Regions from separate parts of the Homo sapiens genome. Here region 2 is linked to region 1. Evidence: chromatin contacts called from ENCODE Hi-C data. All regions are on one chromosome and are shown on one strand. Each heading gives the region's core, a stretch centred on a gene start or an enhancer-like site at or near the end of the contact. The rest is flanking DNA. Distances are from core to core; before and after follow the strand shown. Region 1 holds the start of PPM1J (protein phosphatase, Mg2+/Mn2+ dependent 1J). Region 2 holds the start of ATP1A1 (ATPase Na+/K+ transporting subunit alpha 1).

What was found. Hi-C counts contacts between places; a loop is a spot of excess contacts on that map. Pooled maps may share reads with other maps.
Region 2: a pooled map shows a loop between it and region 1 (5-fold over the local background). The contact joins the promoter of ATP1A1 here to the promoter of PPM1J in region 1. A Hi-C loop is called at or near these places in 2 of 168 maps with a recorded cell type or tissue (ascending aorta and esophagus muscularis mucosa) and 14 of 50 pooled maps.

What each region holds. Positions count from the first base shown.
Region 1 is chr1:112,712,557-112,716,917 of GRCh38, forward strand. PPM1J (protein phosphatase, Mg2+/Mn2+ dependent 1J) reads right to left here and starts at 2,776. Exons shown (of 10, transcript NM_005167.7): 1 at 2,420-2,776; 2 at 941-1,055; 3 at 188-475. The coding sequence starts at 2,745. It overlaps PPM1J-DT (PPM1J divergent transcript), which reads left to right and starts at 3,055. Exons shown (of 2, transcript XR_947714.4): 1 at 3,055-3,207; 2 at 3,895-4,361. RefSeq lists enhancers at 1,807-1,866, 2,831-3,125 and a silencer at 2,327-3,116.
Region 2 is chr1:116,370,261-116,374,774 of GRCh38, forward strand. ATP1A1 (ATPase Na+/K+ transporting subunit alpha 1) reads left to right here and starts at 2,984. Exons shown (of 23, transcript NM_000701.8): 1 at 2,984-3,263. The coding sequence starts at 3,252. RefSeq lists silencers at 2,611-3,140, 3,571-3,870 and an enhancer at 4,241-4,360.

The sequences.
Region 1 (4,361 bases), core at 1,526-4,025:
GCCAGGCTACACTGGAAGACAGGAGGGAAGACTGGGGTGTAACTGCCCCTTCTCCCTCCCCTCTGAACCAAGCTCTGCTCAGGCTCTCAAAGGTGTTGTGGGTTCTCAGGGTAACCCCCTCTGGCTTCCACACAGAGTTGGCCAGAGTGGTTGCCTAGCAGGCTCTTGGCCCAGGTCACCCACTCACCATGAGCTGGAAGGCATTCTCAACGGCCCCCACTACCAGGCTCTCGTGGCTCACTTCCTTCTGTGAAGACCAGCAGGACTGAGGGCCAAGCAAGTGAGAGGGATCGGAGGAATCTGGGGTCCCCGGAGTGGTTGGGAGGCAGAGGGGTGGTGGCGAAGGGTCCTGAAGTATCTCTACCAGGTCCTTTAGCTGCTCTCGGATATGGCGATGCAGGAGCCGTGAGGCCATTTCAGCAGCTCCGCCCCCTGCATGCCCATCAAATAGGCCCCAGTAGTAGAAGCAGAGTCCCTGGTGGAGGAAAAGTTGGAGGTGAGTTTTGTTTGTGTGTGTGTGTGTGTGTGTGTGTGTGTGTGTTATGCAAGGTGAATAACAAGACTCTGGGCATCCATACAAACATCTGAGAGGTCAGTGTTTGCTACTGAAGGCAAATTAGGTTTATTCACATAAGGCTTCGTATGTGTCAAGAGAAAGGAAAGGCTCAAAAACCCAAACTCAGAGGATAACAGATCCAAAACTCAGCACTGGCAATTAAATCATCCATAAATATGTGAGCCTCTACATTTTAGGTGGGAAAGTAACATTCATGCTTACATGGTAGAATCTAACTGATGAATACCAGGTAAAGGTTCTGTGCCAGAAGGTAGATAGCCAGTGAGTTCATCAGGTCTTCCGCATGGCTCAGATTTAAAACCAGAGGCCTGAGTCCCTGGGGAGAGGTGTCACTGTGTCTCTGGGAAAGGGGATGGGTCTTACCTGGCCTCGGCTAGGCTCCCTAGGTACTCCTGTAACACTCCTCCGACCTTCCACATACACCACTTCACAGCAAGCCTGGTCCTCATTGTGCCGACTCTTGCCAGCATTGATGACCCTGCCAGGCCAGAATGACCACATCAGGTTGGACACCAGACCAGGTCCTGGAATAACCCCCACCTTAGACACACACCGTCTCCTGCGCCCGCTGGCCAAGCTGAGAAAGGTCACAGCCACCTGGGATCCAGGCCAGAGGGAGGAGGAGAAGGGAGGGCTGGCAAGGTGTAAGGAGTACTGTTTGGGTGGCCAGCCCTACCACTTCACAGAAAGGCCAGCAGGAGCTTCTGGCCAACCGCTATGTCCCCTGCCTGCCTCACTTCCCCCATCCCTGGCAAAAAAAAAAGAAAAAAGAAAAAGGCATTCCTAGTGGTGCTTCTGGGGGAGGGGCTAGTTGGTAGCAGAAGTTTTACTTCCCTGCTAGCTAGACCCTACATCCCACCCTCAACCACTATCAACTCTCCCAGTGCCTTGTCCCCAGCACCTCATCCTCATGGGCACACCCACCCTTATCCTAAAACCATCCAGCGAAAGTTTCTGCTGCCTTAACAATGAGGAAGCTCTCCAGCCCAGATCGGGAAAGAGGAACTGAAATAGAGTAGAAGTGAAAGCCCACCTGGACTGGGCAGGAGCCACATACCCATAAACTCCTCCCACACAGGAGGCTAAGGGAGGTGGTGGTGGGTCCATGGGCCACCAGCCACCTTCCTCAGCGAACTGAGCGCCCCCATCTCCCTCGGTGCTCTGCGTTCCCGGCAGATGCATTTAAAATACACACAGCCCGGGGGCCAGCCGGCCGCTCCGGGCAGGGGGTCCGCTTCTTTGCCAGGCCAGCACGAGTTGGCAGGCTGAAGGGCATCTAAATGGGACCCTCCTCTACCCCGGGCGTCCCCCTCCCCGCTCCTGGGGAAGCTGGCGGCCTCCTGGTGTCGCGGGCTATTTCTGGGTGTGGAGGGGGAGGGGAACTACGGTAAGAGGGACAGGGAACTGGGGCGCTGGAGCCGGGAAGCGGGTGAGCGAGTCTTCCCAACCGCTATGTCCCCTATTAAAAAGAACCCCGCTCCTTCGTGAAACCCCTTTTCCCTTAGCCTTTAAGCTGCCGGGCCGCGACGGGGAACTGGCCAACTCATCCTTCGCCGGGCTCTCCGCCCTCCGGGCTCTGGGGCAGAACAGGGTCCTGAGGCGGCGTGGGCGAGGGCAGTCAATGAGCGGGAAGGACGTGAAGAAGGTGACACAGGCTGCCCCCCACTGGAAAATGGGTTGGGAGGGGGTGCGGCCCGAAGACCAGAGGATAGCAAAGGTCCACGGAAAAGGGAGCTCCTGGCCCGGACGCGGCGTGGGGAACGCGTCCTAGCGCCGGGGATGCGGAGCTGGGGAGAGGGGTGGGAGCCCCATCCTGGTTTGGGTGCCCCAGGGGGCGCTCACTCGGCGTAGCCTGTGCTCCAGGGCAGGCGGCGGCCCGTGTCCGGGGGGCTTTGCACAGCCCGGCCCGCGTGGTCATCGGCGCGTCGCAGCCCCCCGGGGCTCAGCTGCAGAAAGGTCGGTCTGGAGAAGCTCGCTCGAGCCTCAACAGCCTTCGCGGGCGTCGCGCTCCCGCTCCCAGCCTTCGCGGGAGGGCTCCTGGGCGCTTCTGGAGCGGCGGCGGGCGGCGCCGAGGCGGCGTTGGGCAGGTCCGGGGATTTGGGGCGCGGAGGCGGAGCGCCCCCGGAGCTCACCAGGTGCGCCACGGCCGAGCGCACCCGGTTTAGCATGCTGCCTCCCTGCCCCGCCCTCGGCCGCGGCCCCGCCCCCGCCCAGGCCCCGCCCCCATGGCTCCGCGTGGGCGGTGCTCGCGCCAGCCGGCCCTTCCCTGCTACTGGCTCCCGGCCAGCTGGGCGGGTCCCGGGCGAAACTTGCCCTTGCTCTGGGCCACCCCAGGAACCGGCCCACGGGTCCCCGGCCTCTGCCCCGCCCCATTCCGGCTTGGCCCCGCCTCCGTTTCTTAGGGGTAGGTTCTGTTGCTGTGGGAAGGGGGCGGAGAGAAGGAAACCTTATTTCAGCCGTGCGCTAGATTAGACACAGCTAGAATGTCTCCATTGTGACGGGGGCTGAGGGACAAGGGGGTGCGGTCTCCTCGCTCTCGGTTCGGTGTGGCCAGCCAGCCCAGAGAGCCATGGAGCTAATGACCTCAGAGCAAAACAGGCGCTTGGGAGCCGCTGGGTATGAGGCGCCAGGTGTGACACCACCTCTGGATGGGGCTGCTGGAGCGAGAGCGGGCAAGCTGGTACCGGGTGGGGTTGCGGGATTAATGACGCAGGCTGCAGCCGACCACCCCGGAATCAGGAGCCGGGGTAGATTCCTGGGCTCCTGATGCGCTGTTCCCCGTGAAGACCACCTCTAGATCTGGGAGAGCGGTTGCTACTCCCACCCTCCTTTCTCTCTCAGAACCCAGGTCTTTCCCACAATGCAGACCTTCCCTGACCACAGCAGGACAAGCTATTAATAGGATAATAACAACATAACAAATACTATTTATTGAAGAAGTACTGCATACTAGACCCTTTACAAAGCACGTTCCATACAGTATTAGGTTATTTATACTGCACACCAATCCTTCAAGATGGTTTTTTTTCTGTCAGTTTCACGGATGAGGCAGGACGGGACGCTTCCTGTCATTTTACCGTGACTTGCCCCAGGAGGTCACACGGTCAAGTGAAAGATTCACACCTATGTCGGCCTCCTGACATTCAAACCTGCTCTGTCTTAAGAACCAAGCTTACTTCTCCGGATCAGGGAGGAAGGGCTAGAAAGGAGATCAATGGCAGAGAGAGGAGTGGGGGTTCCTCCCCTCCCATCCTTCTCTTAGGGCCAGGGCTGAGAGCAGTCCGGGAATGCTGAGCAAGTTCTGTGTCTACCGCCAGGGGGAGACAGAGGCCAGGCTAAGCCCTTGCCTAAGAAGAGTAAAAGCACACTCACTGGAAGACCAGGACAGAGCCCAATGCCTGGTTGGCTGCCCGTTCTTCCTAACTTCTCCCCTCTGGGAGAGGGTGGTACTGACCTGATGCCACAAGAGCTCTGTCTCTAAACCTCCTATCAGAAAGTTGATCGCTAGGTATCCACAGACACCACCCATCCACACATCTCAAATGGGGACAACGCCGTTGTGGCCCTCAAGCAAGTTGGAAGTAGCCATCAGGGACTACGGCACCCAGTTCACGGCTGGAACTTTTCTGGGCTCTGTCGGCCAGGTGCTTCCTGACCACATACCACTTTGTTCCCCAGGCTAAACTGTGTCCCCAGAAGGGATGACTTTCTTGGCAGCTTCCAAATAAAGATCCCACAGTGGTCCTTCAGGTTGGTAGACTTACTATGCCTGCTTTGTTACACC
Region 2 (4,514 bases), core at 1,734-4,233, 3.7 Mb after region 1:
TTTTAAAGCCTTTAATTGCAATGATGTGTTTATTCAATTCAGCAAATACTCAAAGTGCTAGCGTTCTTGGCTCAAAAAACTGACTTGCATCATATTTTTCATACATCTGCTGACTCTATTCACAATGACTGGAGCAACCATCCACAGTTGTGATCAAATTCTCCTCGAAGCTATCCATACTTGGCAGCCTTAAGGTCTATAAATGCTGAGTCTCCAGGCCAATCAGTTTAACTGTGCCCCAAGTTAGAAGCTTGAAAAGAGTTGATAGGATAAGCAGCAGACAGAATAGAGAGCCTTTGCTTTCTTCACCCTCTCTTCTAGAATCCAAATTTGTCCCCTGCACTGGAGTTAGAAAAGCTACCTGAAAGTCTTGCCACTATTCTTGGAATATTCAATACCAATTACTCCCTGGGCCTCAGTTTCTTCATCATAAAATGAGGGAGCTTGATGTTTCATCTATAAGGTTTCATTTCATTCAGAAGCCACTCTTCCAAGGGAAGAAAAGAAGGCTTTTTCTTAAAAAAAAAAAAAAAAAAGGACTTTTCCTCCTTTGCTTACCCATTTTCCAAGGTGTCTCTCTCATATCTGAGATTTCCTTCTGCGCCTCAGACTTGGTCATGCCTTACCTTTTTCTTTACCTCAAAGACTTGTGAGAATTCAAGGGCACTGTGCATCTGAAATTACTGTGTGGCATCAAAAGCAAAATACAGATTTAAGATAATGTTTCTTATATTTTTTGCCCTTTCTTCACACCGGAACACAGCTAGAACTCTGGGATCCTCCTGAAAGGACCTTCAGCAATTTTCAGTTGCCAAATAAATAGCTCTAGATACAAAGGGAAGTGCCTTGATCTATCAGGGTTATTTTGTTGAGTGAATGAATGAGAATTTTACTTATGAGGGGAGAAAAAGGAGATCAGCTGGCAGGAGAAATCTACGTTGTTCCGACCCGTGCTTTATATATTTAGTTGTTGCCGCGGCACTTTTCCCATTCAGACCAGGGCCCAAGGAGTAATTAATCTTTGTTTTTATTTTTATTTATTTATTTTTTTGAGATGGATCCTCACTCTGTCACCAGGCTGGAGTGCAGTGGCGCCATCTCAGCTCACTGCAACCTCCGATTCTGTGGTTCAAGCGAATCTCCCGCCTCAGTCTCCCGAGTAGCTGGGATTACAGGCATGTGCCACTACGCCCAGCTAGTTTTTTTTTGTATTTTTAGTGGAGACGGGGTTTCACCAGGTTGGCCAGGATGGTCTTGATCTCCTGACCTCATGATCCGCCCGCTTCGGCCTCCCAAAGTGCTGGGATTACAGGCGTGAGCCACAGTGCCTGGCCCAGGAGTAATTAATCTTAAACAAGCTATCTTTAGCAAGCAAAAGCATCTTACAAAGTACAGTAACTGAGGCTATCAAGCATGTAAAGAAAGCATTTTCTAGAAGCTTAGAGATGGATCCCCGAACACTCTGTAACCCTCTGTTAACAGTCTAAGGAATTCTGTTCTGAATTTGGGGGCTCTTCTCCAGGCAGTCAGGGTTTTGAATTCTATTTACAATTCCTCTGCTCTCTATGGCCTAGAATGATTGAACCAAGTCTCTAGATCACTGTAGGAGACATCAACCTTTAACAATACATTCTTGAGGAGAAGAGACTCGTGTAAGAAACTATCTTGTAAGAAGGGATGAGAATTACCCTAATGATGTAACTGACAACACAGTTTCTAGTTTTTCCTTTCTTTCCTTCCTTCTCCATTTTTTCCAGTTTCATATCCTTGTTTGTTCATGCTACATGAATACTTGAAGTTGATAGAGTTGGCTTTAACTTAGGAACCTTTGCTTAGAAAGTCAATATCCTGGCCTTTCCCAGAGTACTTGACTTCCTGCAAACCTTGTTAATAATACTTTGTTTTTTAAAATGTTGGAGAACTTCAGCCATTGCAGCCTCTTGCTAAGAAGCAAAAGCTATAATGACAGAGAAGCCCCAAAGTGCAGTGGAACCAGGGATCTCCGGGGAGAGTGGTGGTTTCCTGGGCCCCCCCAGAGAACCCAAGGCTGTGCTGGAGATGCTGCCGTGACAGGTGGAGGCGTGGAGAGGCACCTGGCAAGTCCTCAAACGCCTCCCCCTTGATTTAGCTCCTCTAGCTAAGGATACGCATTCCTTTGGGTTTCAGGTTTTTCTTCCCTAAAAAGAGAATCCCCAAACTGGACAAGCAGGTTACATTCACACAATAGCGTGAATGAATTCGCTGGTCGCCCTTCAGATTCTCATTTTGGAATCTCGAAGAAAGAGAGGTGGTGGGAGGAGGGCGCTTGAAACTTCTGGCGATGCCAGTTCAGATCGATTCCAGCTATGACGGAGCGGGAAGTGGATAAAGAGGACCCCAAGTCACAGGAGGCACTCTGAGAGCACCAAGCGCCCGGGGAGGCCATCCGCAGGTGGGCGCGGGGCCTGGATTCCACAGAGGGGCGGAGTCCCTCAGTCAGGCGCTGGCTGCAATCACACCCGAGCGCCAGCCCCCTCCAGCATCCCTGAGTCCCAGAGGAGATCGCCGAAGCGCTGGAAAAGCCGTTCCGCCCACGACTTCTGGTGCCGGGTCGGCGGCGACTGGGGGAGCCCAGTTCCGAGACCGTACCGCACCCACTGCGGACCTCCTGGGCCCTACATAGTAGGCGGGTCATGCAGGGCAGCGGGAGGAGGGGCGTGGGAGGGCCAAGGCCGCCGAGTCCCCGCTGTTCAGCCAGCAGGAGCGCCCCGCAGCCCTCCCGGGACACGGTGGACACGCTTGTCCCAGACCTGGGCGCCCTCCTGCCGGGAGCCAGGACTGGCCGCAGCAGGCGCTGTCCGGGCCCGTGGGCGGGGTTTCGGGAGGGGGCGGAGCCAGGCCCACGGCCGGTGTCAGGTTGCTCCGGTAACGGTGACGTTTCGCGGCGTGGGCGGGGCCAGCACGCAGGTTGCATATTTTAGGAAGTGAGGAGGAGGCGCGGGCTGGAGCTGCGGCGGGGTCTGGGGCGCAGAGCAGCGGCGGGAGGAGGCGGACACGTGGCAACAGCGGTAGCAGCCCGGGCGGCGGCAGCAACAGCGGCGGCGGCATCGGCCCGAGCCGCCGGCCGCCCTCCCACCCTCCCGCCCCGCGGCAGCCCTAGCTCCCTCCACTTGGCTCCCCTGGTCCCGCTCGCTCGGCCGGGAGCTGCTCTGTGCTTTTCTCTCTGATTCTCCAGCGACAGGACCCGGCGCCGGGCACTGAGCACCGCCACCATGGGGAAGGGGGTGAGTGTCCGGCGCGCCCGGGGAGGGGGCTCGGGGAGCCCTCGAGGGGAAGAGGAGGAAGTCGGGAGGGCGACCGCGGCCAGCGGGAGGCGGCGGAGGAGGAAGCGGCGCCGCGTGGAGTGGGCTGGCAGAGCCGCGCGGCTTAAAAGACGACGCAGTTTGGAAATGGAGGGAGCGCAGTAACGGGGGGCGGGGGAAGGGAGCGCCGAGGGGCTGGAGCGCGGCATTGCTTAGGGGGGTGGGCGGACCCTGGGCGGGGGCTGCGCGCCCCGGAGGCCGAGCGGGCCGGGGGCTCCGAGAGGCGGTGCTTGGGAAGCCTCGGGGCCGGGAGGAGGGGGCTTGCAGCAGCGGGGGCGGCCCCGGGACTGAGCCGGCATCCCTGAGCCTGGCTCCCCTCCCTGCGACCGCCGTCACCTCCTTCTCCTTCCTTTTCCCTCCGCCCTCCGTGCCCTGAGGAAAGGCGCGCTCCTCCCCTTCCCCTGGGGCGCTCCGCCGGGGCCTCCTCCCGGGCCTCCGTTCCCGCCGCGGCCCCGGTTCCGGCGGGGGCAGCCTCCGGGTTCGGGGCTCCTTCTCCTGGGGACGCTGGGGCTTAGCTTGCTCCGCGCAGAGGCGGCCGCCCTCCCCCAAAGAAAAAACTGGCTGCTTCTAAGTGCGAAGCCGGCTGGGCGGGCTGGTGCCAGAAAGGGTGTGTCTTCACTGCCCTAAGATGGCCTTTAAGGTATACTTTTGAGGGCTTTCTTGGGCCACTTTCCGTAAACACAGGATGCACCGATGGCAACTGGAGTTGTCATCCGATGGTGGGGAGAGGCGTGCAGATTTTTTTTGAAGGGACGAGCCCTGAAGGAGGATAGGCAGACCCACCAGGGCCTCAGGGTACAAGAAACCCGAAAAAGGACTGGAGGCTGCAGGCAATACGGTGGTAGGAATCTCTGCCGGTTTCCAGCGTCGCGGAAGCACCAAAGGGCGGTCCCTGAAGGAAACGAGGGGTCTTGGGGCTGGAGAGCGGCGCGGAGCGTGGTGGGAATATCGTCACAACGCCGCTGTCCTACATTTCTGTAGCGAAGACTTGATTACCCCTAGCTATTACCCGTGCAGGAGACTGGGCCCTGGACCCCAAATGAGCCAAAGTCTAGTTGAGAAAAATTTACACAGAATAACCTCGGAGTTCATGGGGTGAAAGTGACCATGTCATGAGAATACAAATGGGAGAGAATCCACTTCGTTGTCTCCAGGGTTTAGCACAGTGCAGAC